2 separate regions of the Mus musculus genome follow, and region 2 is linked to region 1. Evidence: chromatin loops called from intact Hi-C (ENCODE). Cell type or tissue: gastrocnemius. All regions are shown on one strand. Links, peaks and the distances in the headings refer to the core of each region. The heading gives the core; the rest is flanking DNA. Region 1 overlaps Dock1 (dedicator of cytokinesis 1). Region 2 overlaps Dock1 (dedicator of cytokinesis 1).

The links. Hi-C counts contacts between places; a loop is a spot of excess contacts. Peaks named below come from ENCODE experiments on the same cell type or tissue, not always from the same donor. Only the 100,000 strongest peaks of a DNase experiment are listed, where the experiment ranks them.
Region 2: it touches region 1 in a loop (2.9-fold over the local background); 8 of 42 quality-filtered maps call a loop at or near these places.

Annotation. Positions count from the first base shown.
Region 1 is chr7:134,951,519-134,967,837 of GRCm38, forward strand. The region is part of intron 27 of Dock1 (dedicator of cytokinesis 1); the gene reads left to right. Among named protein-coding and RNA genes, the nearest start is that of Insyn2a, 21 kb to the left of the region's middle. In gastrocnemius, for the core only: a CTCF peak has its summit at 9,548 (motif pointing right); DNase peaks (open chromatin) are centred at 7,431, 7,768 and 9,541.
Region 2 is chr7:135,158,743-135,175,061 of GRCm38, forward strand. It overlaps Dock1 (dedicator of cytokinesis 1), which reads left to right. Exons shown (of 52, transcript NM_001033420.2): 49 at 4,536-4,734; 50 at 8,358-8,511; 51 at 9,621-9,772; 52 at 13,705-14,905. The coding sequence ends at 13,800. Among named protein-coding and RNA genes, the nearest start is that of 1700120G07Rik, 29 kb to the right of the region's middle. In gastrocnemius, for the core only: a CTCF peak has its summit at 6,610 (motif pointing left); a DNase peak (open chromatin) is centred at 6,601.

The DNA.
Region 1 (16,319 bases), core at 3,181-11,180:
TTTTAGAGTGACAATTAAGGGTCATTTGGGAGTACCTAAGTTGGATTTTCCTGAAAGAGAGCAAACTCTGGCATTGTACAGGGGCCAGTCGTTTTCAGGGATGAAGATAGAACAGAGGGCTGGGCTGAGGGCACATACCTGAGGGCAGGTATTTGACAGTGTCGAATATATACCTGTCCTTGCATGGAGGTTTCCATAACATGTGCTTGACTTTGAAGGTCCACCTCTCCTCTACGGTCAGAATCAAATGCTAAGTCATGGTGGCATGGCACTACCTGGCAGATGGGTGCTTAAAGGGCAGGAAAATCATCAAACCCCTTCTTCCTGCCTCCCTCAAACCTTAAGATGATGGATTGGGAAAGTAGATAAGGCATAAAACTGAGAAACAACAACAATAACAGCAACAAAAATGACATAACATCAATAAGAGCTCCATCCAAAATGGTGTAAAATAAACGGTTTTCCAGAAGGAAGAACTCAAAAGTGTCCCAGGGATGCTTAGAGATAGTTTAGAGGTATGGGCATACTGCCTCCCAGGTTGACTCCCCACCCCCCAGATATCTAGACCTTTTGAACTGGCAGATTCAGCTAAGAGCCTCCCCAACACCTTAGCAGGCCTGCCACAGTCTGCTGTAAGACTGATCCTCCAAGGATGCTGAGCCCTGGCTAGGGAAACCCCATCCTCAGTTGTGGTGTCCCTAGATTCAGTTATAAATCTCTCCTTATCACCAGTCTGTGCCATTATGATTCACTGCCTGCCTGCCTTCCTGCCTCTCTCTCTCTCTCTCTCTCTCTCTCTCTCTCTCTCTCTCTCTCTCTCTTCTTTCTTTCTTTCTTTCTTTCTTTCTTTCTTTCTTTCTTTCTTTCTTTCTTTCTTTCTTTTGTTCCAAACCAAAAAAAAAAGAAAGAAAGAAAAAGAAAAAGATTTCTTCTCTCAGGTTCTTGGTTTCCTTGCTGACAGAATGAAATTTTTTATGTCATCTTAAATTTGGCGGTTATTACCCTATTACCTATGGAAACTACTGTAAAGACCTCACTCAGCTGTCATCAGATCCAGCCGTAGGCATCATTTGTGCCACGAAAGGTGGCCCCAGTGCTCAGCTTGGAAAAAAATGGCCCCTGCTTGGCTCTGCAAATGACTCCCACTGAAGCCTTGGAGAGCTGAGGACGTGACACGAGACGTTAAGGAGCTGTAAAGGGAATGGTGACTGAGAATTTCTTGTGGAAATGTGGTACTGCTTCTGATTTGATGGTGATGGAGTCAGCAGGGCCTTCTCTGTGAATGGCGGGAGTAGCCCAGGCACCCAGGGTCTGTCTGTCTACAGGGAGTCTGAGCAAGGCTGTGCCTTTTCCCTGCAGCTTCTGGTTTATAGATTTTCAGTTCTTTCGTCTAGCCCTTTCTCTGCATCTAAACTGCATCCTGGTTGCCACCGACCACGGCTGTGCTATGTACTGAGGCCAGGCCAAGCCGGCAGTTGCCTCCTGGCTGATTGTTTGGCTAGTTGAGGTTACAATAGTGCGGCTTTGAAAGTTTATCCCTCCCCTTCTCCTCTCTTCCCCTCTTTTCCTCTCTTCCTCTTTCTCATCTTCTCCCTACTTTCCAAGATCCTATAGCCTCGAGGTTTCCTGCCTAGTACATAGTCCCAATCTAGGCATTACTAATTTCTTTACACTACTACAATTAAAGCTTGGGATAGTGTTCTCAGAATACATGACAAGTGACCTAATGACATAAGACTATTTATTCTGTCATCCATTCGATTTTTGTCTTATTTTCTTTTAATCTATTGTTTGCTTTTATTGCATTTATAGGGGAGGGGACCTGTAAGAGCCTCCCCATGTGTCTGGAGGGCAGAAGTGGTTAAAGGTTAAGAAGTTAAGGGGCCTGGATCTCTCCTTTCACCAAACAGAGTCTGGTGATTGACCTCAGATCCTCAGGCATGGCAACAGGTGCTTGTACCCGCAGAGCCATCTTGACGGGCCTTTCTGTTTTATTTTATCTAGGACACTTCACAGGAGATGTATCCTCTTTGCAGTAAGTGTGCATTGGAGTATTGCTGACCTGTAAGGATTAGCTGGAAAGGCAGACTTCCAAAAGCATGGGAATGGACAGCTCTCTGTCCTTTAAGATCCCAGTTAGGCTGGGAAGGCCCTAGACTGTGGGAAGGGCAGGAGAGCCAGTGTAGCTTGCTAGGTAGTTGGTGGTTCTGTGTTTTGTGTATCTCTTCGCATAGCATTCTCCCAAGTGCTTCCCAAATGAAAGTTCTAGGGTTTGGGGGTTGATGCACTTAGGGATATGGAGAGAATTCTCCTTTCCGTGCATATACTGACCTTGGTAGTCCTGCTAGGCACCCTGTTTTCTGATTTAACAGACAGCATCACCAAGTGTGAGAATTTGGGGTCTGGACTTAAGTCTCTCCCTCTGAGCTCTGGGTTCTCCCAAGAGGAAATAGTGTCTGTGCTTTTAATTCTTGTCAAATTTGCCTCTGACATTTAACAGCCTTTATAGTATTGAATTTTGAAGGCATTGATTTTTCTATAGTAGAAATTATGGATTAGATAATTGGTGAAATAAGAAAAATCCTGATTCCATAATTTTCTTTTAAAAACACGCTGCCAGGAATGGGCTTATTTGGTAAAGAGGAAAGGTAGTGGGGTGGGCCTTCCTGCTGTCCATCTGTCCCTGGGGTGGGCCTTCCCGCTGTCCGTCTGTCTCTTGGGTGGGCCTTCCTGCTGTCCATCTGTCCATGGATGAGAACCTGCACCCTTCCTTGAGTACTTGCTGAGAGCAAATGCCTGTCGATCCCCACCCCTTTCTTACCCCGTCTTCTGCTCTTTGTATGTGAAACCTATTCCTGTCTGTACCAAATGAGCTGTCTGTCCTGACACACTGCCCAGGGGCTCTTGCTATTTGAATCTGCAAGTAAAATTAAGTTCACTTTGACTAACCCAATTTTACCACATAAAAGGGGGTGTGTCTGGTAGAGGCATTAGTGCTTGTTCACCTGTTATGATGGTTGGCCTAATGAGCCCTGGCTATTTCCATGTTAGGAAAGTCATACACAATTTAGTAGAATGTAGAACTCACATTTTGAATTTTGAACATTGCCCAAGGTATAAACATATATAACACAGTCGTCTTTTGTAGCAAGCCCTGTTTTCAGTCAGCCCCTGGCTCCCCAAGGAAGCCACGGACACCACACTGCATTGTGTGGCTAAACTGGGAGCTGGTAGTCTGTGTGTATGGAATATATTCCAGTTTATGCTAATTTGTAGTAACCACACTCTAAGTATTGAAAAGTGTGTGTATTTCCATAATGCTCAAAACTAGTTTCTGAAGCCAGTTTAATGTCACTTAGCTTTTAAAGCTAGCTATTATAATTGCTTGTACAAGTTTGTGTCTGCATTCATTTTTTTTTTCAAAGACTCTGAAAGAAATACCTCAAGGAAGTAAAAGTCTTCAGGTCTGGCTCACTGATTCTGTCCATGAGTTGTCTGTGAGATATCAGTCAGTAATGACAATAACATAAAGGGTTAAATTATTTCAAGAATGATGTCACTCTCAAATCTTAAAAAAGCAAAAAAAGAAAAAAAGAAAAAAAAAAGCATGTTTTTAGAAGCAAACCAATACCAATCCACCATGTGACAATGCAGTTGCCTGTCCTTTACATGTTAGTCTGCACTACATGTGCTTGGGCTAATGTCTTTAGAAAGCAGTGCAGCCTTTGCTCCTGCATGCAGCTGTTTGCTCTGGAGAACCAGGATTCTCCCTCTGGTTCCTCACCCCATCCCCTCAGCACCAGCCACACTTTCCCTTCACCTCTGCCCGGCCTTCCTCAGCTCCTAGCAGTTGAGAAGCAATTGTCTGTTTTAGGAATATTCTATATCTGTCTTCAGACAATTCTCAGTGAAGGATGAATTTGCCAAATTCACACTTCTGCCCTTCCATGACGGAGGAGGCCTTCTCTTAAGGACTGAGTTGGCGTGTTTGGTGGACGCTATTTCATATCCATTCCCTATTCCTCTCTTAGTCACAAAAGATGTGTAGTATCTTGCTTGCTTGCATGCTGACTTCCTGCCTCTCTCACAGTGATGGTTCCCTGCTTCTTAGAGTCACTTCTCTTCACATGGAAAGAAAATTCCTCCCTAATTAAAAATAGTGAGCAGTAGTGCATACTCTCTTAATGAGTAAACAGATCACAGCAAGTGGATGTAATGTAAGACATCAAATCATTTCTGTCCCCTGCTCCCACCCCTACCTCCCCATCCCCATCCTTTCAGGTTCACACACAGTGTTGACAGCTGACTTCCAGCACCTTTCGTCATGCTGTGGTGTGAACATGTGGTGTGAACACATGTGGCCCAGACTGAGCTTCTGGCTCCTGATCCTCCTGCCTCTGCCTCCAAAGTGTGAGGAGTGTGGGTGTGCACTACCACACATAGCTATCACTGGTGTTTTGTCACAGCAATGGAAAGTGGGCTGGCTCATATACCATGGTTTGTGTTCTGGGGAACACGCTTTGGGGAATGCTGCTTCTTTGGCTATGCTAATCATGTAGGGTCATGCGCTTTCCTTGTGTAGAGATTTGTACCTTATTCTAACTGATCATTCCCGTTCATATGCATCATTTTCTAATTTTCCCATTTGTAAACCAAAGTAGACCACACACACAAGAAACTGAGCACAGAGAATGTTTTTATGGTTTGGAAATTATTGAGACAGTCCCATGTGGTACTTCTGGGTCCCTGGATACTCTGCTCCCTCAATTGTGCTTCTCTCCATCTTTCTGCATGTGTCTCCCCAGACTTGGAGTTCACTACCTCTTGACTTTGCTTCTAGTATACATAGTTGAGAGTAAGTTATTTTGTGGTGTATTATTACCCTTTCTGTGCGCTGAGCTTTTTCAGTGACACACATTTTACTGTGCGTCTATGCTTGTTGATAGTACAGCTACAGATTGTTCATCCTCTTTAGCAAATAAAATACCAGTGTGAGATGGGTCACAGCAAATGTATCATTTCTTCATGGATGGATGCCTGACGTCTATCGGTGCTTGCAATGAGAGCCATGTTGGGGGTCTTTCATCTGCCATCTCCCAGTAATTCCAGGATGAGACCTCCGGGATAGCTTCTCCTCAAGGTTAATGCTTTCCCCAGACTAGGGCAGCCTCAGCCCTTCTTAGGCTCAGGGGTCTGGTCTTTGCATGAATAACAGTGTTTAGACTTGACCAGCCTGATTCCTTGCAGACTGCCCACACTTCACTTGTCCTAATCCAGCATTTTATGGTGTTAAGTTTTTCATTGTATGCTGACAGTTTCTGTGTTATAGCACTGTAGTGGTGGTAATGTGAGGTCTAGCCTGGACCCCTGCTCCTCCTCACCCAAAAGGACATGCATACTGTTCTAGTTTACAATTCTGCTGCTGGGATAAACACTGCGATCCAAAGCAACTTAGGGGAGGACATGGTTTATATCACCTTGTGCTTCTGGGTCAAGATTTGCTATTGAGTGAATTCGGGGGAAGAACTGACGTCAAAACTTGGGAGCTTCTGAGCTTACATAGCCAAAGCCTGTCTGCCTAGGGATGGTGCTGCCCAAGAAAAGTCTCCACAGACATGGTTTTTGATGGATAGAGTTTTTTTAACTCCCAGGATTGCAAGCTCTCGTCCACTCTCTGTCATCATATTCTGTCCCCATATTCAGATCTCTCAGGCACACTGACCTCTGCACCACATCTAAGAAGCCTTCCTCATATTTCCCATTTGCTCTTTGCCTCCTCCACAGCTTCCCCTATGTGTGTTATACTGAAGCTTTGGTAAGACTCCCCAGCCCTCTCAGCATACGCAGGTCGCTGTGCCCTGTGGAACCCAGGAGGACAACTTGCAAAGTTCCAGAAGCCACCCCTGCTAGGAGTCTTTCTTATCTTTCTCCCCCTACCCTGTGATATCTGACTGGGCATTCCCGTAGATGCAAGGCAAACAAAGCCATGTACATTCCTGCCCATTATCCACACTGGCTGTGCTTCAGAGTACAGAACTGTGGAGTGTGCCATGAGCACAATAGGCTCCAGGTCCTGCAGAGACCCAGTGCACATAGCCATGAATTTATGAATTTAGAACAGAATCCACAGCTGGGCTCTAGCCCTGCTTGTCTTGAGCCTCTGTGAACCAAGAAGTGCTCACACATAGGTCACAAGTAAGACTCGCACCTAAGTCTGCCTTGTTTTTCAGACCTTGACACCAACAAGATACCCTAGATAATGCTTGGTGAACAATGGCCACTTTCAGTCCCCGAATCCCACTTAAAGACTTAACACCTGATTCCTCAAGTGTCCAAATCCCCTGATAATTTAAATGAAGGTAAAAGAAAGAAGAGGGATGACCTTGCTTGGATGATAGATGGGTTCCAGAATAGACCTACTCGACCTCCTCTCTATCAGAAACAGACAGGCAAAGAACCCAGAAGAGAATAGTAAACAGCATCAAAATGCCCAGTGTGAGTTAGGTTTCCTCCTTCTTTCTCACTGCCCCTTGACCCAAAGGCCTCTTTGATTGGCACAGAGTATTGGAGTGTGCCTCTGGTACTAAGCCATCTGGTCACTGCTTTTGCCTAAAATGAACTGATGGGGTGCCACTCCCCCAGGAACTACATCTTAGCTTCTTTAGTAGAGTTTATTCTCTGGGATTTAGAATGATGGAAGCCTTGACACTCTAGGGTGAAAGGAGGGGGCTTGCTGGGAAATTTATGAATTGAAATTGTTTTCTAGAAGCTATGCCATCTGCTGTGTTTTGGTTTTATTAGAGACCCCAGGGAAGGCAAAACCTGTGAGCTTTAAGAGTCCTGTTTGGGGGCTGAAGAGATGGCCCAGCAGTTAAGAGCACTGACTGCTCTTCCAGGGGTTCTGAGTTCAATTCCCAGCAACCACATGGTGGCTCACAACCATCTATAATGAGATCTGATGTCCTCTTCTGGTGTGTCTGAAGACAAATACTGTGTACTCATATAAATAAAATAAATATATCTTTTTAAAAAAGAAAAAAGGAAGGAGGGAAGGAAGAAAGGGAGGGAGGGAGGGAGTCATTTGGGAAGGTTTCATGACTTCCAAAAACTGCTCCAGGTAAGACACAGCCCTGAGGGAGCTTGCCTCCCAGCATCATGCAGAAGTGAAGTGACAATTCAGTATGAGGAGGCATAAACTCTTAAACACAGCCTCAGTGTGCTTGCTATAGACACTCACTGAATGAAGAGAAAGATTCCTGCATATTTCTAGAAATATTGCCAGCTCCAGGAAGGAAGAACTGCCTAGGAAGGTCTTCAGAGGGAAATTGTGGTTCTAGAAAAGAGGACAGGGAACTTCCCAGGTAGCTGTGTGCTGAGGCTTCTAAGTGGGCAAGCTTTTCTACCCATCAGCCGGAGACGGAACTGGAAAAGCACCCTTCCCACGTGGAGACAGATGTTCAGTTTCTGTAGAAGAACCATTATAAAGCACCTGGGCCAACTGGCCCTGAAACAGTATAATCAAAGTTGCCTTTCCTATTCACTTTTCAAGGTACCACTTTTCTCAGGACTTTTCAGGGTACAAGAAGTTTTGAAGCCTTAAGTCAAATCACCAATTTAGAAAAATTGTAGTCTGTATAGGAAGCTGTTTATAATTGCTTTTTGAGATAGACACAATATTCCAGGGCAGTGTGGAGTCTGCCAGCTCTGACAGACGTTGATATCATTGGTCCAAAATCGCAGCTTCTTCACCCTGCTGCCAGTCTAGGGCAGAGCGCCAAAGGTGCAGAAGTTTGCACGGTGGTTCTGCCTGCTTAGGTCACATTGCAGGGGGTGGGTGCTCTCAGAATAGGACTGTGGTGCCTTAATTTAATTTAATTTATATTTGTCTTTATTATTTTTTGATCACCAAAGGACAACTTTCGGCAGTCAGTTCTCTTCTCCCACCATGTGCGCTCCAGGAGTTGGACCCTATTCTTCAGGCTGACTTGGGTCTCTGTTGTGTCCTGTTATCTATATTCATACTGGAATACCATCTAAGTGATGCTTAGCACAGGACCCTCTATGGAATTTGATCTTAGGGATACACTCACTCCCAGTTGCTGTCCCTGCTTCCTAGACACCCCAGGAGCACACCTGTTTCTGTGGCTCCCCTCTGACATCTGTGGGGTAGAGGTGGGAATATATTTCACTGCTTCCTCCACTTCTGTCCAGACCCAGGCTGCATCCTCTCCTATCCCCATGTGTTTTTATGCCCATGCCCTGTTGCACCCCTGTCTCTGCCTGTCCTCTCCATGTTACCCGCTGCGATCTAGAATGCAATGCCGAAGCTCAACCGTGTACTCTCCCAGTCTCCCTTTAGTGCATCCTCTTATCTGGGTTTCCCCTTAACCCTTCCTTCTCCCTACCAGCCGCCCCTTCTTCCAGGTTAACCGGCTGCTCCACATAGCCTTGCTCAGCGGTCTCATACTCCCATGGTTTTTGGGGACTTCTTCCTTTTCAGTGATGACCAGACAGAAGAACATGTTTGTCACTGACACCATCAGTAAAGAATAGAAATAATCACCTTCAACTGAGTGTGTCAATGCCATTAGTGTCTCTTCCTTCTTGCCCCTTGGTTTAAAGAGTTCAACAGAAAGTCAAGATAAGTCTAGCAAACAACATTTCTTAAATTGAGAGGAGACACTCCCATAAACACAAGCATTTGGTTCAAGGAAGTGTGGGCCATAGGGTCTGGGGTTCTGCTGTCTAATCTCTGCCTGGTCTTGTCTAAGTCACGTTTCTCAGGTTCTCTATTGGTGGGCTTAAAATATTCCCCCCGTCATGTTACTTAGAATACATTTGACCAGAGTTGATTACTCCTTTTTATGACTGCTCCAAGTTTCCTGGTTGATAGCTGTCTCCTATGTTCTCTCTAACAATGGAGCATGCTTATAATCTCAGCACTTGGGAAGCTGAGCCAGGAGGATTACAGTGAGTTCAAGGTCTGGTGAGGGTGTATAGTAAATATCAGACTATTCAGGGCTATCTCAGTAACTTAAAACAGGAACAACTGCGAAGAAAGAGAATCACACAGATTAGTCGGTAATCGTGTTGAGCGACACCCCAGTGTTAACCTATCACTGTCAGACTGCCGTGTAGCTCCTAAGCCCTGGTTAGAAGACTATCTTACACCCCTGCAGTTTCCCCTGTGCTCTATGAGCCTTATTTATAACCCCAAATCTTTCTTCCCTTTGTCTCTCTCTTCACTTGCTCTCACCGCAGCCCCTTTCTGGGCTGTGGGTGTTGAATCCGTGTATGGCATACCCAGGCTGAGCTTAGAGCTTCATGTCCTCTCTCCTTAAACCCCCCCTCCCCCAACACCGATGTACTAGAGATACAGGTGTGAAACATCTCATTGTCTTTGGGTGGCATCCCACCATCTCCTTGACTCCTGTTATCACCTTTCCTCTGTACCTTCCTGAAACACTTACTTTGTTTTTAATTATGTCTACCTGTTTGTGTCCAAATAGGTTTGTGAGTGTGAGTGCAGGTACCCCTGGAGGCCAGAAGAGGGCGACAGATCCCATGATCTGGAGTTACAGGTGGTCATGAGCTGTCTCCTCATGGGAGCAAGTGACCTTTTGTGTTAGAAGTGTATTCTGCTTCTCAGCTGAGGTCCATATCTGAGGTCCCACGTTGTGACAGGAGCATGATCCCACACTGTCGCTTTATCTTCCAAGCATCTGTTTTCAGTTATTAAGTCCTATCAGCCAAAAGTGTGTTCTTCATTTTTAAGCTCTTTAAAAACGTAATTATGAGATAGTTAGCATTATACTGCCAGGTATCAGTAAGGCTGAATGAATCCAGGCCCCTCCCCCCCATCCCCCCCATCCCCCCCATCCCCCCATCCCCCCACCTCCCCACCCCCCCCCCCCCCCCCCCCCCGCACGGTTCTCTGTTTGGGTTTATTTCCTGGGGTGATTGACTCTCACCAGCAGTGCAGCAGAGTCAAAGGCATTTAAAAAGGGGCTTTTTAGTCTTGTCTGCTTGAGAGGGTGGATGGGGGAAGCTAAAAAAAAATTAAATTTACACTGTGAGTTTAAAAGCTAAAGAGGAAATGGCATTTAGAAATCAGAAAGAAGAAAAAAAACCTTAAATGCCTACTTACATAGCTAGTGTTTTTATTCATTCTGTTTGTAAGCAATGTGTTGACTTGACTTGAAGCCATTAGGGGGGTCTCAGTTAGCAGTCTTGACCTTGCGCTCTGTGAGTGTGTTTGAGTTCCAGTTGTTCCTTCCTGGTGACACTCCACAGTCCCATCCCTTCTGTTTACATTCCAAATGCATATGCAGGCTGGGTTGTATGCTAAAGAAGGCGTCAACTGGTGATGGCTTCTGGCTCATTAATTTCTTAAATGTTCTTTCTCAGGGCTGTAAGGGACTGGCCTCAGAACCCTGTGTTCCTAACTGTCTTCAGACAGAAGTGTTCATGGAAGGCTTGAGTTGTCAGATGAAAGAGCTCATCTAGAAATGGCTGCACTCAGACATCATGAGCAGAATTTTCAAGGAGAAGGGGCTCTGGTCACCAGGAGTGCAGTGTGCTCGTGGTAGCTGGCTGTGTCCAGTACTTTCCAACCTCAGTGTAGGCATGAGCATCAGAACTAGGAACCAGGTATCTGTCAGGCCATAGCTCTGATTGGTGCTCCTCCGAAGACATGTGCACATCAGCCATCCCTCAGGTGCAGGCTGTGCAGGCTGGAAAAAGAAGTCACCTGTCCATATGTGCCCATATTCAAAGTGCCAGTGGTGAGGTCTATAATCTACGACTTGCTCACCGTCTTCACTGAATCTGTATCCCAGCAGAGAAGATGAGGAAGAGGGGAGGGCCATGACCAGTTAAGAATGGGGGCATCCCAAATGCACCCTGAGATGTCAGGCATCTCAGAGCATCACAGCAGGTTCAGCTAACTTCAGTGCCAAGGAGCCACCTGCGAACAAACACCTTCTTCTCCAGCTATCCTTGAAGGGCTGTTTAGCAGATGAAAACTGGCTTTTTTAATTGGTTTTCTGCCCGTTGCGTCTTTGAAACTGTCCAGCGTAAGTGCTTTAAGTTGTTTCACACAGGGCTTTATGTCATTAGTGTTTCTGTATGTGGTTCTAATTCTCACTGACTGATAATATACTGCTCTGCTGGAAACCAGTGTAGCAAGAAACCTACTGTGTGTGTGTTGGCAGGTGGGAAGGGGGGTGAAGGGGACAGCGCTGTGATGTGCTACCAAACTCTGAGCGCCTGGATATTCTTCTTCCTCCCAAGACCTCAGACAGCAAAGGCATGGCTTTAAAGTGTTCCCTGGTTATTAAAGTTTGAGTTCACTCAACAGTTTCTTATCTGTTTTGAGAACCCTGTGGAAATAAAGCCAAGTAATGCTTTAGACATGAAATGCTAACATGCTGGCAGTCTTAGCATGCTCAAAAGATCCATTTCATATTTAAAAAATAGTCTCCTTAAACACTGGTGACATTGATTTGAGAAAATATCACCTCATGGAAAACATTTTTATGAGTTATAAAAACTATGAGCCACACTGGCTTTCATTGATTAAGAGAGTTTCTTAGTAAAATATTTGAATGGAGGGAACAGGGAGAGTAACTCTCAATAGCTAAAGTGCCTATTGACCTAGGCTTGCAACCTTTTTTGATCCCAGTACCCAAGGAAAGGTGACAGGAGAAAGCTGACTCCACCAGGCTGTCCTCCAACCTCCACACAGATGCTGTGGTCTCTGCAATCCACACACACATCTTACTGATATAATGAAATCCCTGAGACTTGGTAATTAATAAAGAAAAGAGGAGTTAGGTGTTGGGGGATAGCCCAGTCTGTAAAGGGCTGCTTTGCAAGCAGGACGACCTGACTTGTGCCTTCAGAGCTCTTCACCCCTTATGCTTTGTTTGTGTGGGTTTTTAAACGCCAAGTGTGTCTGCATCCACCTACAGTCCAGCATGAGGAAGGTAGAGCTAGGGTGTTCCTCATAGCTCCCTGGCCAGCCAGCCTATCTAACTTGGCAAGTTCCATGCCATTAAAAGACCCCATTTCATAAAGCAAGTTGGAGGATACCTGAGTAATGAATGACATCTAAGGTTGTCCTTTGAACTGTGCATACACATGCAGCCCTACGCCTACATGTGCATGCTGACATGAACACAGGCTGCAAGGTAATCACACAATTAACCCACTAGATCACGCTTTTCTTGTTGACCTTTCCTATCTCTGAAGGCCACCCCACCGGCCATCACTATTCACCATCCCTGACGATAAGCCTGGAGTTGCTGCACAACTGCATACTCTACTTGCTTTCAACATCTCTTTAAGTGTCGGCTTCTTTATCGAATCTGGGTCTTTAGAGGATGCCACAAATGATGTCAACCTCTCATGATAAACAAATATTTCCTCAAGAGCTTAGTTTTATAGTTTTGTTATATATACTTTCCCCTTCCTCTCTCCCTCCCTCCCTCCCTCCCTCCCTCCCTCCCTCCCTCCCTCAATATTACCTCTTCTCCTAAGTCTTCCTCCTCTCCCACCTCCACCCTCCCTCAACCCTGTCTTTGAAACAAGGTCTCACATATAACCCAGGCTAACCTCCAACTCACTGACCCTACCCCTACCACCTTTGCGGTACTGGATTTACAGGTGTCTACTACCACGTGCAATACAATTCTTCTGCTTTCAAAAGCATTTTGTAGGGTATGATGATTGGTTTTGGCTCTCAACTTGAGACAATCTAGAATCGAGAATAGGAGAGTCTTAATGAAGAGTTGACTATACGAGGTTGACACTAGGACATGCCTGTGGATGATTATTGTGGTGGTTTGAATAGGTATGGCCCACATAGTCTTGTGCTCAAGCTCTGCCCAGTGTGGAACTGTCTCCTCTGTTATCTTTGGATCAAGTTGTAGATCTCTCAGCTCCATCCCCAGCACCATGTTTGCCTGGATGCTACCATGCTTCCCACCATGGTAAGCGACTAAACTTCTGGAACTGTAATTTGTCCCCAATGGAATGTTTTCTTTTATGAGAGTTACCTTGGTCATGGCATCTCTTCACAGCAAAAAGCCCCAAACTAAGACGATTATCTTGATTATCAGTTGATGTGGGAAGATTCAGCCCATTGTTGGCAGCACCATTCCCTAGGCTGGAGGTCGTAAATAGTATAAGCTGAGAAGGTTAGGGGAAAACAAAATGATTAGAGAAACGTCTATTCCATGTCTGCTCTTGGCTCTGGATGCCATGGGACAAGCTGCTTGAGATCCCATCTTCACTGACCTGAAATGCTAGACAGCAGCTACCCAGCATTATAAGCCAAGGAAACCCTTTCCTCCCTGTGTTGATTTTTGTCAACATGTTTTTCATAGCAACAAAAATGATGCTAGAACGTAGGCTCATAGAGAGGATGGAAAGATGCTGCTGCCGGTTCCCATGCACCTCCCCTTCGTTCCTCCTCCTCTCGGCATTCTGAGGTACATTGGTCACAGCTTAGAAGTCACTGCTGAGAACCTCACGTTTGTGAAAATGTTTGATTATATAATTTAATGATCTGTAAAATTTAAAGCCACACACATTAGCATCTTTCAAGGATATTTGGAGAGAGAGAGAGAGAGTAGTTTGGAAATGTATACAAAAGCAAATTAAGTGGTAAATTGTGTGTGCTTATTGTTTAGAAAGTTAAAAATCAATTAGTATCATTAAAATTATCTTTTAACTTAATAATATGGTAATGCTTGACTTGGGTTTTTCTTGAGCTTAATAATTCTAATCTGGTGATGCATTTTTAATCTCTCCTCATGGAGTAGAAGACTGCTACACTTCTTGGGCAAGGATATCCAGTAGGAAGAGGGTAGCATTGGGCCTCAGGCCCATGGGCATTGTCTGCTTCCACAGTGATGCTTTGCTTACCTGGGAAAGACAGTGGCTTCTCTTTGGTTGGTTTTAGCTTTATTGGGACAAGGCCCTGCTCCATCACCAAGCTGACATGGATCTTACTCTGTATTTCTTGAACTTGTGGTAATCACCTATCTCTGCCTCCCGAGTACGTCTATTATAAGCATGAACCTTCTTACCTGCTTTCTTCTTTCAGAAGTGCCTTTAAAAAAACAAAAAACAAACAAACAAAAACAACAACAACAACCCTGGGTGTTATGGCACATACCCATAATCCCGGCATTTGAGAGTTTGAGGCAGGAGGATTAGACATTCAGAGCCAGCTTTGGCTATATAGCAAATTCAAGGCCTATTGCCTGTGCCCTGGACTACTCGCTGCTGGACTCTACCTGCCCTCAGGGTTTGGGGCCGAGGTGGTGCAGAGCCAATGACACAGCCTCCTGGAGCAGGTGAGAAATGCCTCAGGAAGCACTCTGAACACTTTAATACCCTCCTTTAATACCCTCCACCTGGGCCCTGATTGGTCCCAAGAAAGTATCTCTTCTAAATAGCAGATCCCAATTGTCTGCACCAGCAATCCTTGGTCTCTCAGGCAGTCTCTTAATTGGGTCCTCCTGCAGGAGATGTTTTGGGGGCCACTAGTCCCCTGGCATTTACATAGAGGTGGCCAGGTCATTCCTGTTGCAGAGGCCAGCCTGGATATGTGAGGCCCTTCTCAACAAATGAATCTATAACTATCCAGAACTTTGAATGGCACTGGCTGCTGTCTTCTCAATTTTCAGTCTGCTTCTCTCTTGTCGTGTCGGAGTGACCATGCCATCTTCTCTGGCACTGTGAGTCTTATCATCCAGCTGAAGGGATGAGTGGGAAATGTACAGGGGGCTGACCTGGCACTGAGAGCAGGGTTTACCTTGCAGGTTGATTTCTGATATTCAGTCTACCAATTTAAGTTAAATACTCATAGCATCTTAGACTTGTGTTTGTGGCCATGGTTGGGGCTAACCTGGGCATGGCTCTTTAAAAATCTGTTTATTTAGGTTTTTTGTTTGTTTGTGTATAAAACAAATATAAAACTCATTTATACACTTGTTGTGTATAAAACTCGGTTTTCTGCCGAGTTATTTCTTAGCAAGAAAAATATGCTGTTTTAATTATCTCCAGAGGTGATTTGAAGCCATGTCACTTAAAGTAATGAAAGGCTGTTTAGAAATAAAGGTGTTTAAATATACATAACTGCAGGAGCCATGCCAGGAGCAATGTGAAGCAGGAATTGAAAGTAGGAATATGTTATTGAGTTCTTAGAAGAGAAGGAGGCGGACACTCTGCTTAGCCATAGACCTATAAGTGGATATCATGTAGGAATCCTGCTGTACACTTACACTCTATATGTTGTCTGTTGCTGTCCTTAATATGTGGTCTAATATAGCCCAGGCTGGTGTTAAATCCTGATTCTCCTGCCTCGCCTCCCATGAGTATGGTTACACTCTGTTTTGTCTACTTCTTGGTAAGGTTTTTGCATGTCCCAAATGTCACATTTTCTACCAATTAACACTTTTTTATACTAGAAATCTGAGCTAGAAAGGTTAGAACATTATCTATCCTTACATTTCCAAAATACAGAAAATTACCCATGTAAAAGAGAAGAGGAATAGGAGGTTGTTTTGTGGGCCCAGCAGAATTGCAATCACCGTGTTCTGATAGCTTTTCATAATTGTCCGCTTTACTGGTAAAGAGAAAATGAGCAGTTTTAGTTTGTTAAGTAGGATCCTACACTTACCCATCAAAGTTGTTGGCATAGGAGGTGTCCACAGGGGTCCCCCAACAAAAGCAGGGACAGGGACTTTACCTTTTACATGGCCCCTCACTTGAGAGCTCTGACATTTTACCCTAGAGCTTACTACCCTCCTTTTAGCGCCAAGAAGATTCCCACTCGTCTTGGTGTGTCCCCTTTACCCAGTCTTCCTGCCTAAGACTGCAGCCCTCACAATGCCCAGTGATCATCATGTTTAACTGGGAGACTTCCATATGTACCAATGGCTTTTCTTTTTCAGCGACAAAAATGCTGGACGAAGGCAACTCGAGGGGGGAGGGGATGATTTGTTTTTGCTCCTGATCTGTGGCTCTGTGACCACAGAGGTGAGGAAGGACCAGATGTCAGCAGAATGAGGTGGCTGCTCACACTGCATTCCACCAGGGAGGGGCAGGCAGCTGGGGCAAAGCTTGCTGGAGAAGCAGGCTAATGGTGGAGGCCCACATTTGAGGTACCCTCTTCTCATCAGTCAGAGTTCTCTCAGACACAGAAAGGGGTTCTAAATCCTGATGAGTATCAGGCTGGGCAAACCCTCATACTCCACAGACGTAAAGGGTTGCTTAGGAATAATTAGTAGAAGTTACCCTTTTGAGTA
Region 2 (16,319 bases), core at 3,417-11,416, 210 kb after region 1:
CTGACAGTGTGGTTACTGTGACCTTGCTCTAAGTAGCATTGCCAGAAAGGCGTCTGCCAAACCTTAAAACTCTAGTGAGCATTTAATACTCAATGCGTCTCAACTCTTCTATGATCCCAACCATGCCAACTGCCAGAGCCAGACTTATATCACTGGATAATGTGTGTGTGTGTGTGTGTGTGTGTGTGTGTGTGTGTGTGTGTGTGTAAGAGAAAGACAGCACAGAATTGTTTATTTCTTTTAAATTGTTTATTGTTACTTTTTAAAAATATTTATTTTTATTTTATATACATACAAATGTTTACCTACATATAATATATATATATATACACATACATCATACATACATACATTCATACATACATACATATATACATATATACATATGTGTGTGTATATATAGAGATAGATAGATCCACCACATGCATGCCTGGTACCCAGAAAGGCCAGCCGATCCTCTAGAACTGGACTTGCAGGTGGCTAAAGCACCATGTGAGTGCTAGAATTGACAACCCCCCCCCACTCCAAAAAATGACCCAATACATACACCAGGTCCTCTGTAAGAAGAGTGCATGCTCTTCACTACTGAGACATCTCTCCATCCCAGATTTATTACTTTATAAAGAGAAATTCTGTTTAAGTTAAATACTTGTGAGAAAAACTCTCTTTCTACTTTATTTGGCTACCCTGCAGAATAGAAATCACATTCTTTTTCCCCAATTTTTAAATTATAGTTTGTTGCATCATTAAAACCACCTTTAAGAGTAGGCAAAGTGTCTTGCTGCCAAGTCTGATCCCTGAGACCCATATGTGCAAAGAGAGAACTAATTCTAGCAAGTTGTCCTCTACACACACATACATGTACATGAACACAACAGATAAATACTGATTAAAATTAAAGAAAAACACTGTTAAATATATACGTATACATAAAGTCACACTGCTGTACACTCTCCTAGAACTCTTTCATTATACAAACTGAACCTCACACCATTAAACCTTGTACCCCACTCCTTTAGACCCCAGCAACAGCCACTGTACTTTCTGGCATTGAATTTACCCAGTCTAGCATGTATAATGTCCTGTGAGGTCATCTTACAGAACCCCGCATAAAAACTGAAAGCGGGCATGAACCTGCTAGTTTACAAGCTAACTCATGAGCCCTCAGTGTGGTTTGAACATTAACTCAGATGGTTGTAAATACCACCTTGATACTTGTATTTTCCTGTTGTTTTTACGTGAAAAACCATGTAGAATTTCTTCTTCTGCAAAAAGAAGAAAATTTCACATACAGTTTATACATCATTGAAGAACCTGTGAGCGTTTAGTTTTGCACAGTGGTGTGCTTCTCCTAGCCCTTTCTGTTGACAGTTTGTCACTATCAAACCTCAAGGCTCCTGGTCCTTGTATACAGACACAGCCTACCAGAGAATATCAGGGGCCCCTCAGTTCTAAGTGCCTTTTCTTGCCAGCAGTTGATGCACCTGATAGAGAACCGCAAAATCTAGCCATGTTCTTTCCTTAACAGTAATTTTTATCAGTGTCTGTTATTAGGCCAACCCCATATGGAAATTCTCCATTTCGAGGTGTTTAAATCATCTGTGCCTGTCACTTAGAACAAGATAGCTAGAGAAATTTGATGCCGCTTCCCTTCAAGAGAATCCCCAGGCTAGTTAGGAAAAGGGTTTTATATTCCCGAGAACGCAGGGGTTAGGTGGAAATTGATGGAGAAGTTTTAGATAGAGTGGTGTGTTACAGTCAGCTCACCCAGGAGGCGTTTGTTCAACCTTTAACTGGAAAGTGTCTCTATTAGAGCCCAGGGTTGTGCTCATTCTTGGGTTGCCAGGCTTTGCTCTCTGACTAATACTGACAAAATGAGGCGTACTATCAAGTGGTACAGGTGACATGCAGGCTAGAGTCCATCCTGACTCTCCTCCAAAGGCAAAGCACTGTACCTGGCTCGCTTGAGTTCCTTGAATGCTCTCCCAGACAGACTGCAGAGGTCTCCTCCTAAGCTCCAAAGGGGACCATAAATTTGCCTTTTGCCTATTTAAATTGTCTCAAGTTCAGAAACACATGGACTAGAGTGGTGACATTTCTCTTTAGTGTTGCTTCTAATATTTTAGATATAATATTTCATGTGTCATGATGTTGATTTGATACAAATATATAAATAAATATAGACAGATATTTAAGTGTATTTTATATGTAGATGATATATAAATATAGATAGATAGATAGATAGATAGATAGATAGATAGATAGATAGATAGATAGATAGGCAGGCAGACAGGTGGACAGATGGACAGATAGATCAGAATGCCTTTATTTTAGTTACTTTTGTCTTGCTGTGATAAAATACCCTGACAAAAAATTAACAAGGAAGGCAGGATGAGGCTAGCTCACAGTTCTGGAAAGAATGAGGTCACCATGAACAGGAAGGTGTGACACCAGGCAGGAAAGGCAGGAGAGCAGCAGTGGAGGCCATCACATTGCACTCAGAAAGCAGAGGGCGGGGATAGGGGTAGAGGGAGAAGCACAGAGACGCAGAGAGAGAGAGAGAGAAGAGAATAGGAAGTAAGTCAAGGCTATGAACCACCAAAGCCTGCCCCGGGCCATACTTCTTCCTAAAGACTCCATAACCTCTGCAAACATAGCACCTCCTACTGGGGACCAAGCGTTTCAATGCATGGGTCTGTGGGAAATATTTCTCATGCAGACTGCCAAGCCTTCATGATCACAGACAAGAGCTGATGTGTATATCACCTGTCATTTTTAATAGTTTTATTATGGGAATTTTTCAGGCATGTTGAGTATGGACTAAATACTATTATAGGATGTCTTACCCAGCAGCCAACCTTCACATTATAAACTACCTTCCCCTTTTGTTTCCACCTGTATCTCCCCCTAGTCCTGACTTCATCTTTCTTCTGTAACAAGTTTTAAGCGTCGTATTTTGTTACCTGTTGGTCCTCCATGTGAGTTCCTAAACGATGAGGAGTCCCCTTTAGAAAACGTAGCTGTATACTTTAACATCATGTAAGATAATTGACATGAATTCCTAATCATGATGACCTTCATAACAATTTCTCATTTGATATGCGTGTTTTTATTTTATTGTTATTTTTATCTTGCATGTGTGTGTCTGTGTGTGTGTGTTTACATGCATGCATACAGGCATGCACACGCCATTGCAGGCATGTAGCAGTCAGAGGAGCACCTCCCCTGCTCGTCTTCACCTTCCACCTTGTTTGAGATGGGGTTTCTTTCTGTTGTTCAGCACTATGTGCAGCAGCCTAGTTGCCCCTGCACTTCTAGGTATTCCCCTGCCTCTGCTCCCGTCTCACTGTTGAAGTGCTAGGATTACAACGGGCAGCATCATAGCCATCCCCATGTGGGTGCTGTAGATTTGAGCTCAGGTCCTCACAGCTGCACAAGAACTGTACACACCACACCATTTCCGTGGCCCTACTACACATTTTTAAAAGTTTGTTTGAAGCTAAACTGAATGAAGCCCTCACCATACTCTTGGTTGGAATTATCTCCTTAAGTCTCACAATCTACTTTTTAAAAACTGTCATTGTCTTTGTAATTTGTTGAAAAATCCAAATTGCTTACCTTTCTGTGTCTGCAGAGTGGATCGTATTGATTTTGTGCCCTGCAGTGTAGATGCTGTCTGATGTGTGTCTGTCCTCCCTATTATCAGCGTATTGGGAGTTGAATCTAGAGGTCTGGTGTAATTCAGGTTTGATTTGGGGCCAGCTAACCTTATAGGTGGCAATAGGTCCTTCCCATCAGGGGCACATCACAGCTGACTTTCTCTCTTGGTGATGTTAATGGCCATTGGTAATCTATGCTCAGATTCAACACCATTACAATTTAAATTGCATGTACACCTCACCAATGAATCCCATCCCACAGCTCTGTTAGCCTGGGAGAGGCAACATGTGTGTAACACAGTTCTTGCACTCTGTGGTATTTATCTCCTCCAGCAGATATCATATGTGCATTCGTGGGAGGGCAGTTTGTGTGTTCCTGCATGCATCTTGAGTGTGTGCTCATGTCCAAGGGCAGTATGTACACATGAAGGCTGAAGGACCTGATCAAGTAGTACTGCTAGGGCTCTAGTACCTTGGTGGTTTTTAAGATAAGGTCTCTTACTGGCCTTTAGCTCACTAATTTAGCTAAGCCAGCTGGCCAGCACACCTAGAAGAAGCAAGCACACACTGCCACATTTGGCTTTTTCATGTCAGTTCTAAGGAGCAGGCTCAGGTCCTTGTGCTTGTGTAGCAAGCATTTAACCAAAGCAGCCACCTCTAGCCTGGTGCTTTGTTAGGATTCAGACATCATTCCTGATGGGTCACAATACATCCAAAGACCCCTGTTGCCTCTCTCTTTGAACCATGCCTTTCCTCGTAGAAGTCTGTGGTTACCAGATAGCCTGGTGCATGGTGCCTGACTTTACATATCTCTGCCTGGGGAAAGAGCAGTAGCTGCCCTGCTAAGACATTGCTTTAGATACCTATTTCTTTCAGATTTGCTCTAGAGCCTCTGCTGCCGAAGAAGATGCACTCCAGGTCCCAGGACAAGCTAGACAAGGACGATCCAGATAAAGAGAAGAAGGACAAGAAGAAGGAGAAAAGGAACAGCAAACACCAAGAGATATTTGATAAGGAATTCAAGCCCGCTGACAGCTCCCTGCAGCAGTCTGAGGCTGTGATCCTTTCTGAAACGGTAATTTAACTGTAGATCGGAAGAGCTCTGCAGGGGTGCCTGGGACCCACCTAGGCTCTGCATCTTACCGAGAGGGCTGTCAGTTGGATTTTATTGAATTTTTGCAAAATATAGCAACTTAAAAGCCCGAGGTCTTTTCATCTCTGACCTCAAATAACCCAACCGTCAGAGACACAGAGCAGTGCTGTCTTTTCTCTGAGGGCACATGCTGTCTTGGCCTTTATCCTCTTTTAGAGGGGCTGGATAGGTCAGTCCCCTACAGGGACCTCATGTGTCTAGGCTCCTTATAGCTCCGTTGGACTTGGTGCCCTTGTGTCCTAGCACCTCAGAGAACAGAAGCATAGTGCTTTCACAAGCTGTACTCACTCATGGATAGCAAATGTCTTCCCTACCCCTTCCTGACTAGCATCCTTAAGTCTTAGTCACTGCCTGAGGGTTAGAATCCGCTCAGCTTCTGCCTGGTGAGGTGACTCTATTCTTGGTGCTTTCAGTTTGATCCCTTGCATCCACATGGGAGATGAAAATTGACTCCCACAAGTTGCCCTGTGACCTCCACACATATGCTATGACATGTGCAGATACATACAAACATAGGCATGTATGCATGCCTATACAAATGAATAAAGTAATTGTAAGCGCGCTTTCGTCCCACGGTGAGTCTTGAGCCTACGCATCCCAGAAGCACACCACAGTGTTTTGGGTCTACATGTAGAAATGAGGTAGAAAATGTTTCAGACAGACAGACAGACAGACAGATACATCAGTGTCCAGACTGACATAATCTGAGAGCCACTTCTAGACGTGGATAGCACTTGACTGGGAAGTGGCCAGATCATGTGTCTTGGGCAGCAGCTCCATTTCAGCTGGGATTAAGGGCAGTTTCACCAAAATGCTGATCAAGGTATAGTTTTTTTTAATTCACTTTACATCCTCATCCCAGTCCCCCTCCCTCCTTTCTTCCCAGTCCCACCCATACAAACCCCTCCCTCCATCAGAGGCACACTTCTCTGTAAGCCATACTAAACCATGTCGGAGAGAACGTCCCGGTACCAACAACTGTCATACAAATGCTGCTTGCTCTACTCAAGGTGGTAGGCAGAGATACAGGTGCCAGAGCATGGCTCGAGAAGGCCGTTGCCTCTCGGCCTTGTGGACATGTGCTCTCACTGGAGCCGGGCTCTGATGGCTCTGTGCAGCCTAGTGACCAAGGGCATTGGGCCCACTGGTCAAGGCTGGCATTAAATGCCTGGATTCTGGGCCTCAGGCTGTATATGAAATGATCAACCATTTCAGAAAGCCGGGCTTCCAGACAATCCCACAAGTTGAGATCTCCTCTCCGGGCACACAGCATCCTAACTAGTTGGCTCAGCTTCCTTCTTGGACATAGTTACTCAGGGTCAGGCACTTTGCAGTCCTTCAGACATTTTTATTTAAGCTCTGTTTTAAGATATTGAAACTGGGCCTGAGAAACATAGAGCCAAGTAGCAGAAAGGGCCACAGTTGAACTGTGTAAGGACAACTCCAAGGACAGGGCTGAGCCAGTGCAGGACAGTTTCTGTCCTTCCCAATGATGACCATGTCCCTGAGACAACACCTGCTGATGACAGGGCCAGGTGCAAAACCATATGGGGGCCTCTCAGGTCACAGGAACTACACAAGGTCAGAGCCCAGAGCCTTGACTTTGCCATCAGTAGGTGCCTGGGGTTCGAGGCACAGTGACCAGGGCTGCAACAGCAGAGTCCTATCCACTGGTCAGGCACGGTGCATCTATGCAAGCAGAGGCCTCCTCCAGGCACAGGTGTTGATGTGGTCCCCTGGGCAGGAGTCATCCTGGAAAGCAACTGCATGTTCCATGATGACTGTAGCACCCCCTAGTGTTCAGGACGCTGATGCTGCTAGTGTTCCCAGCCCTCCATAGACCTACAGGAGTAAACTGCTCTCTCCTGCCTCTGTAGGGTTTCCCTCTTCCCTTTTGGGCTGGGCTCAGCTTCCTTCTTGATTTGCATGGTTAACAATCTCCTGACCTTTAGCTGAGCCTCTCCAAGCTGGGCCTTCAGGCTACCATTTGCATTTCCCCAGGAAATCTTCCTGAAGCTTTGTGTTAGAAGCTCAGAAGTGAGAGAAACACCTGACAGCCTCAGCCTCTTTCACCAGCTCCTAGCACATCTTCCTGAGAGAGCCAGGCTTGGAGCCAGTCCTGACCTCACCCAGCAAGGACTCTCCATTTCCACAGAGTACTTGGTCATGGCACCCACACCTTCTGTACAGAATAATTTTGATCTGTACGCTGAGGCTAGGTGCTGCTCATGTATCTGAAGGCCTCTTCCCTGCTCAGAACCTCACTTCTACTTCTGGCTTCAGTAGCTCCAGCCTGGGCTGGCTTTGTGGGTCTCTTCTAAGGTAGATACAGTGACTCACTGGCTTTTGCCATTTCCACCCCTGTAAAACCACCTCAGCCCACCCACTCTGCCCCAGGATTAAGCTGAAACGCCAAGGCCAGGCCCTCTGGGAGACAGCCTCTTCTGCTCTTCCGCCAAGTTAATAACGTTTCTGAATAATCCTACCTCAGAATATTTTGTAATTGCTGGTGTTCCCTGATGTGTAAGATCAGAGAGCAAGCTGTAAGAAATATACAAATTAAATTTACTGATGTTACAAACAGGGGAAAGGGCTCAGGTGGAGAAAAGTCAAGTGCACCCCGAAGCCCAAGGCCAGCAAGAAGAGGAGAGAAAAGGAACTCCTGTTGGCAATAACAGCTCAGAGGAGAAACTAAACAAGGGGCAAAGGGGCTCCTGTCCTTTTGCTGAGGCTCCAGACTTCTGTTCTGTTCTTGATCCTTTGGGGGCATCCTTGGGTGTGCTCACTAGCTACACAGATAGCTCATAGCTGCACTCCTCCCCTTTAGCATTGTGGTCAAGTAGCCTATAAAGGACTAGGGTCATAGCTCGGTGGGTAGAGTGTTTGCCTAGCATGCTAGGCCTTGGGTTCAATCCCCAACAACTCATAAACCCCACGTGGTAGTGTAGTAGAGGTGCACACTTGTAATGAGCATTCAGGATATGGAGCAGGATCAGGAGTTCAAGGTCATCTTAGGTACATAGCAAGTTCCCGGCTAGGCTACTCCCAAAGGCTGGGTTGAAGATTCATGTGAAGTTCTGTGTTAGTGGGGACAGGCTGCCAGAACAAAGTACTGTCCTTTCCATGGGCAACTCAGACAACAGAAAGTTGTTCCCTACCAATTCTAGAAGCTACAGGTCCAAGATTAAAGTGTAGATGGGGTTGCCCCCTGCTAAGGTGGTAAGAAATTAAGTTCCACACCTCCCCTGGCTTCTGGATTGGTTGGCCATCTTTGGTGTCCTTTGACTTGCTGCAGGGGTACCCCACCTCTGCTTTTGTCTTCCTATGACATTCTCTCTGCTTGCATGCTGTTCAGACCCCCTTAGTTTATAAGGTCTCGTTGGATTCATGCTTACACCATCTTAACTTGGCTCTTTGCAAAAATCCCTATACCCAGATGGGCTTGTGGGCTGGGCACTGGGGTCAGGGCTTCAGCACAGGGATTTGGAGAAGACACAGCCAGTCCATACACACCTTAACTTTGTTCTTTCTGTCCCTCAACGCAGATAAGTCCCCTGCGGCCCCAAAGACCCAAGAGCCAGGTGATCAATGTCATTGGAAATGAAAGGCGCTTCTCTGTGTCTCCAGCATCACCGTCCTCCCAGCAGACGCCCCCTCCAGTCACACCAAGAGCCAAGCTCAGCTTCAGCATTCAGCCCAGTAAGTGGAACTTAAGGTGTTGCCCCTTAAGGTGCCCCCTGACTGTGGCCCTTTGTTCAGGACCCTTTCCCCAGCAGTAGAGTGAAAGTTAGAGGGGTATGTGACGTCTGAAGAAGTCACCTCAGGTTGAGGTGGGAAATCTAGACTTCAAACATCTCACGCAGAAAGAAATCCATCCTCAGTGGCAGAGCTCAACAAATATAAAGTGCAGGACCCAACCCAGGAGCAGAGCTCCTGCCTGAAAGGAGTCTTGAGAGCCACAGGGTACCAATGTCTTCAGGGGTCTTGGGGCTCCGTGTCTAGTGGGAGGAACGGTGAGAGAGTCATTGCTTACAGCATAGAAATGTCTACCAGGGATGACAGATGGCACAGCACCATCAGCCTGTAACCACCATGGGCTTGCACACTGCAGAACTTAACATCACATCTGCTTTACTGCAATGACTCAGGTATTCAAGTGCCACTCCTGGGGACCCCTGCTCTCCCAGCTCGACACCAAGGTTTCTACATTCACCACTGGACTACCCTGTCATTGCCCTATTATCAGACAACTGACCACTTTAAAAACTCCCAAACCATACCCATCAGTGAAAGTGTCCATTTTCCTCTCTTTGGTTTAAAATAAAACATCTCTTCCAAGAGCATCAGCAAAGGCTGATGAAGTTAGCCCACCTTTGTGATCTCCCCTCTGTTTACAAACAGCCAGTTTTGTCTGCTTTAACAACCTGTAGCATATCCTGTTGGCTCTGGAAGGCAGCTGCCAGCCGCTTCCTGTCCTACAATCATGGATTGCCCTGGTGAGCTGGCTGTGTGCCCCATCACCGGACTCTACCAGTGAGCTCTCCCAATAGCAACTGTGGCAGACTTACCATAAAGCCACAGCCTTGTCGCACCAACTATGCGGATGCCACTAAGGAGAAGGAGGCTCACAGACAGTAGTATTTACACAGAGAGTTGATACGTTGCTTCAAGCTCTAGCACTCTGTTTCCTTTCTAGAACATTCTACCAGGAAAGAATCCTACTCTTTGTAGTCTCTACTCCTCTTTTACCCTTCGCTGTGTTCTTTAGACTTTTTTGATCCCTCTGTAACCATTTCACCATTTTCCAGGTCTGGAGCTGAACGGCATGATGGGAATGGATGTGGCCGATGTCCCACCCCCTCTGCCCCTCAAAGGCAACATGGCAGATTATGGAAATCTGATGGAAAACCAGGATATGATGGTCTCACCCACATCTCCACCTCCTCCTCCCCCACAACGGGTAAGTGGGATCTAAAACCACGAGACTTTAGTTTCTGCCCGCAGCCAGGACTGAGGTATGCATGCTCTGTGATACAGTTTCTTAGCCCTAGCTGCAGGCAGCCCCACCTCCCAGACAGTGCTGCCTTTGCTCTGAAGCTGTCCTGATGGATGCTGGTCTTTGAGCTGTTAGTACTACCAGCAGCTTTGGTGCCAAGAGGTCTGTCTGACTGCACTGAAGAGATGTGCTGTTCCATAGGGGACGCCTCCTTTGTTTTCCCCATTTTGGCCCTCTAGGTTCTCTGGACAATGTTGTCCTCACATTGACAGTTCCCTGGTAGCCACAGGCTCTTGCTACTTAGAGAGTCCATAGTAGGGTTCCACATTGGTGCAGACTGCATACCCTACCGTCCTGTTTCATCAGCCCTCAAGTGCTGCTCAAAGTCTTGGTTCAAGGTTCTGGCCTGGCTTGCTCCAGCAGTACTCATGAGCAGCCAGCGCGAACCCCAGCGCTGGTCCCCACCAGACACTTTTTTAAAGTCATTAATCACATCCAGTGCACTCCCTGCTGAGCAGCCTCAGGCCTACCTGCTAATGCAATGGTAGAGAGGGTCCTAAATGCCACACTGCACTGGGTCCTCACAGCTATGGTCATGCATTGCTGGGAGGCTGTGGCCCTGACCCATCCTCTTGTAATGCTCAAAAGTGAGTAAAGAAGGTAGGCTCAGGGAGGAGGCACAGTGTCATTTATGCAGTCACAACAGTAATGTCCACTCCCAAGTCCCCATTCCCATGACGCATTTATTCATGGCCTTATAAAGTTAAATCAACTCGGGCTGAAGAGTAAAACACTCAAGTCTATGTTTGTACAGCTGGCCATACTTTTTGATGCCCTTCCTCCATAAAGTAATGGCATGGCCACCAGAGCTCCTGAGAGCCCTGATGGAGTGAGATTTGCTGCTGGCTATCACAAGGCACAGGAATTGCTTTTTCCTCAGTCATAATAAAAATAAATTCTCCGTGCCTTCTCTTTTTCTTTCTTGGGGAGGCATTTTACTGGGTGCTCTGCAAACCTCTTTTCTTCCCTTGTGAAAGCAGTGAGGGAGGTCAGGGAGGTCTGGGGTGATGCTCAGTATGTAAAATGCTTATCATGCAAGGGACCTGAGTCCCAGTCCACCAGAAGCCATGTAAAAGTGCTAGGCATGCGGACAGGCCCCTGTCATCCTAGTACTAGGGCGGTGCTAGGTCACGAAGGCCCCTGAAGCTCCTTGGCCAGTCATGCTTACCAAATTAGTGAGCTCAGGCTCAGTGAAAGCTGAGAGAGACTGAGGAGGGTGCCTGATGTTGACCTCTGGCTGCCACACAGGTGCTCATACACAAATATTCACACTAGCACATGTTTAAACATCTACAGACAGACAGGCGTTTGCACATACAAAAAGAAAGTAGTGAGGGAAGAGATTGTGTGTTAACTGTGTGTCTGGTTGTTCTTTAAAGGAAACTAAACTCACTCTAAGGCTTTTTCTGTGACATGCAAGGGACAAGTGGCGCTTCTAAAGCTAAAGTAGGGAGCTGACCCCGGAGAAGGGAGTGTTCTATTAGGCTAGAGGGCTCAGACAGCTACTGGAATGTAAACTTGACCTCTCCAGTACAAAAGGAGACCCCAGGGGGCCTAGGGTAGGGGAACCTCCAATTCCTTAGGGAAGCCTATTGAGTTGCTTATATCCATATTTTATTTGAAAAGCAGAAATATCCCCCAGGTCCTCCTATAATCTGAAACCCCTGAACTTTGGAAGTGTGATCAGGTCCATTTCCGTCTCGCATCCATGCAGGGGTGACAGATCCAGTGTCCTAAGCCATCAATCAGTGCTGCCTGTGACTCGTGCCCTAGCTGCTCCGCTTTATAAAGCGGGTGCAAATTCAATTAGATTAATTACTCAACTCTCTTTGCAATTTGTTTCTGGTTTAATTTGCAGCCAGGGCTCAAGTTTGGATGACAGGCCGGTGGTTAGTGCGTCGTAATTAGTTAAGGCGTCCTCTCAGGTGCGTCCCTCTGCACAGGCCCTGAGAGCCGTTTTTGGATAATGATCGTTCATCTGCTGCGGGAGGTGATCGATAGCCTCCCGTCACTCTCATCGATCGGCCCCAGGCTTGTCGGTGACTCTATCTCTAGTTGTTGCCATTTTAAGCTGTCATTCATTTCAGAACCGCTCATATGACCAGCCATGTGAGCTATCATTTTACTTAATGGTGATAAAATCCAACATTCTCCTGCTTGATGTTAAGGATGCCTCTGGCATCTAACACTGTGATTTCTTGAGACTGGTGGTCCTACCTGCAGGAACCCTCTGTTGGAGGTCACTGTCACCATAGATGTCACCTGCAAAGACACCTACCATGAATGTTCTCAGGCCGTCAAATCAGTGTTTCTTTCCACAGTTCACACCAGCCTTAAAAGAGACTTATAAATGGACTCATTACTTTCTCCTTGATTTGTGTGTTGTGGGGAGAGGCTGTGTGTGTGTGTGTGTGTGTGTGTGTGTGTGTGTGTGTGTGTGCGCAGGTTCGTATGGACATTTGTGTATCTGCACATGGGAACTGGAGGTTTAACATCTGGTGTCTTTTCTTAATCACTCTCCTTTTTTTTTTTTTTTTTTTTTTGAGAAAGATCTCCCAGTAAACCTGGATTTTGCTGATTCCTGCCCAGCAACACCCAGGAATTCTCCTGGCCCTCAGGCAGGGGTTATAGGCTTGTGCTATTGTGCCCAGTTTTTTACATGGGCATGCATTCAGGCCCTTATGCTTGTGTGACAAGAATTTCAAAACTGAGCCAACTCCCGAGACCACTGCTTTCCCCTGTAAAATGGCGACCTCCTTCCTTCTGTATCTCAGCACCAGGAGGAAACCGAGGCAGTGAGTGAGAGACCCCTATGTCATGGTTCTGCTTTTGAGAACTTCCCTCACATTCAGCCACACCCCCAGCCTCTGCTGAGAGACTACGACTCTGGCCCTTTCGTCACATGTTGGCTCTTGAACATTCGTTGAGATTTCTGCCTGTGGTGGCTCCCACCTCCCCCAGTCCACCAGTTTTTGCATCTTCTTATTCAGCCTGTCTTTAGGTACCTGGGCCTCTCTTTTCAGCATCTGTGATGGTCGTGAGGGTCCCTAGAGCAGTTGGGCAGTGGCCCCCTGAGTCACTGACACCCAGCAGGTACCACCCTATGAATTTCTGAGGCTTCACAGCTGTGTGGTTGGTACCTGTTTTGGAGGATATGTTCTATTAGTTATTTTTCTAATCTTCATGATGCACTGCTAAGAAGCCTCCTGCAGTAGTGCCACTGGCTAGGGTCAAGGTGTTCAAACACATGAGTCTGCAAGGGAGGAGGCATTTACAATAAAGCTGTACCCAGAACCCAAGGCATTTTGCTGCCTATGAACCAATCCAGCCAGTCCCTTGCTTCTGTTCATAAAGTTTCCTTCACCCACAGTTATGGCCATGGCTTCTGCTGGTCCAGATTTGGGCTGCTTCCCAGCCTCAGTGAGAGCCACACATGACCCACAAATTATAGAACATTACTTTCCAGAGAAATCTTGCTGACCGACCTGGGCTGTCCATTCAGAAGGCAAGGGACAATCTCTCATCACACCCTAGAGAACCTGTCCTTTGGTTGGGTGACGCTAGGGTGACAATACCTGAATCTAAAAACCACAAACAATGATGCTTTTCAGGGGATGCACATAGATTCAGATGTCAGAAATCCACATGGCTGCAGGGAAGCCCAGGGTGGGGTAGTTAACAGGCTGGATCCAAGCCAGGCAGGGTGGAGCCAGGTCACAGGAAGAGGGTCAGTGCCTATCCTAAGTGTTCAGATGGACCTCCCACTTCTATGCCGAGTAAGATTCTCAGTGAGGATACCAGTAATGCGGTGGTTTCTTCATACTCCTGTTTCCTAGCAACAGCCACCTCCACTGCCCAGCAAAACACCACCTCCTCCCCCTCCGAAGACGACCCGAAAGCAGACCTCAGTGGACTCTGGAATCGTGCAGTGAATCCTGGGAGGAGAAGGCTAACCTCCTGCTTCTCTCCTACATCTGCCGTGCCTGCCGATGACCTCCTCCGGGCCCTGGGATGCTTCGCCTTAGTGTGATTGGCTTTTCTTGGAAAGAGGTCCATCCTAGCCACGGGACCAGAGGCCTGAAGTGTCTCAGCACAGTGGGAATGGAGCCAAGTCATACATAGTCTGGATTGGTTTTTTTTTTTTTTTTTAAGTTGGGGACTCAGAGCATGTCAGCCTTTCTGATAGCCTCAGTCTTGCCCTGAAACTCTTTCCTTTTGTGCCAAATGACTTATATTCATTTGCAGAGAGCTTGTCCAGTGTGAGTCAGCCAAGCGGGAGGGATGAGGCAAACCCCTAGCCCTACTCCCGTGAGAAGCTATGCAGTAGCCTTGTAAGGATCCTCACTCGGCCTCTCCAACCCAGACTCTAGCTCACCCCCAAGGGCTGACTGCTCAACCCCTATCCTTGATATATCTGCAGTGTGACTCCTGGGGTGGAGTGTCACTTCAGCTGACATCAAGCAGCTAAGTGTACCCCTTCAGAGAAGATCTCAATTTCCCGTGGCATAATTTAAAGTAGGAATATCTCTTGATTACTAAAGAGATATTAATATACGGCGTAGAGACACCATTATGGATACTGGATCAAATGGAAAATTAATATGAGCATAGGAAGGTGAATTTTCATTCTTTTTAAAATATGAGCCCCCTATACCACCAGAGGTGGTTTTAATTGGGTGGCTTCTCTGTGTGTACAGAATATTTGTATATACGGTGGTTCTCAGAGCTCCGGTGAGTGTCTGTCACCCTTGCTTACTCCAGCGGGTCTCTGAAAACGAGCTCCAGTGTGTCTTCATGTTTAACTGCTGGAAATATTTGTTTTCTAAATACCGCAAAATTGTTTTCCAGATTTCCAAGGTCCTGAAAATGTTGGTGGACAATGATTCGTTTGTTTAAAAAAAAAACTAACTTTGTATAACCTAATATTTTATTTGATCATCTATATTTTTTTATTCACTCTGATCATGATACTGTTTGTTCTAGGAGAGTTCAAAGTTAATCACTGACAAATGAGAAATAAATGTTATTTAAAAAGGACTCCTGGTGGCTGGCCTCTTTTAACCATTTAACATAAAATATAGATGCTTTCTTAAGGAAAAAACACATAATCATATATGTACCTATCCATCTTCCTCAAACTTAACTGTGTGTGTAAGTGTGTGTGTGTGTGTGTGTGTGTGTGTGTGTGTGTGTGTGTGTGTACACTCATGCACTTGTGTGAGTGAGTGCACATGTCTGTGTATGAACATAGGGGTCAGAACTAAACTTCATGTTTCTTACTCAGTTGCTCTTTGCCGTGTGTTTTGAGGGAGGGTCTCTCATGAACCTCAACCGTAGAGTGAGATCAACTCCCCTGAAAAGCTATGCAGTAACCAGGTAAGAATTAGGCTAGACTGGCAGCCAGCAGGCCTCGGTGATCTACCTGTCCCTACCTCCCTAGAACTGGAATTATAAGTGCACATCACTGCTCCCAGCGTGTTTTTTTTAAATTTGGTACAAGCTGAGTTTTATTTCTTTCTATGCATATATAGCCAACACACTGTACATTTTTTGTTACCACTGTCTTTTTTTTAAAGATATATTTCTTTCTTTTTTAAGATTTATTTATTTTATATATATATGAGTACATTGTAGCTGTACAGATGGTTTTGAGCCATCATGTGGTTGCTGGGATTTGAACTCAGGACCTTCGGAAGAGCGGTCAGTGCTCTTAAATGCTGAGGCATCTCTCCAGCCCCATCTTTTTTTTATTAGATATTTTCTTCATTTACATTTCAAATGCTATCCCGAAAGTCCCCTATACCCTTCCCCCGCCCTGCTCCCCTACCCACTCACTCCTACTTCTTGACCCTGGTGTTCCCCTGTACTAGAGCATATAAAGTTTGCTAGCCCAAGGGGCCTCTCTTCCCAATGATGGCCGACTAGGCCCTCTTCTGCTACACGTGCAGCTAGAGACACGGGCTCCGGGGTGCGGGTTCTAGCACTACGTTCGAGTCCTCATGGTTTTGTAACAAATGCTTCCCTCACTGAGCCCTCTCCTCAGCCCTTAGACATAATTGTTCTTTAATTTTTGAAAAGGTTTATTTTTATTTTGAGTTTCAAAGAGTTTATTTTACGAGTTTCACACATATACACAGTGAAACATAACCATATGGACCCCTCATGTTCCCCCCAGCTCCCCTATACCAGCACGTCCTAGCTCAACTTCACGTCTTCTTTTCCCTTTTTTTAATAACACACTAAGTTTGCTGGTATGTGCATGAGTGTGAGGCCATTCATTGGAGCATGGGAAACCTGGGGGAGGGGGAGAGAGAGAGAGAGAGAGAGAGAGAGAGAGAGAGAGAGAGAGAGAGATTTTCCCATCTCAGTAAGGGGTGGATCTTGGAGGTCATCTTCCTGTCCATGCCCAGATTTTAAGTGGCTTGAATTTGTGCGGGGAAACCTCAGCTGC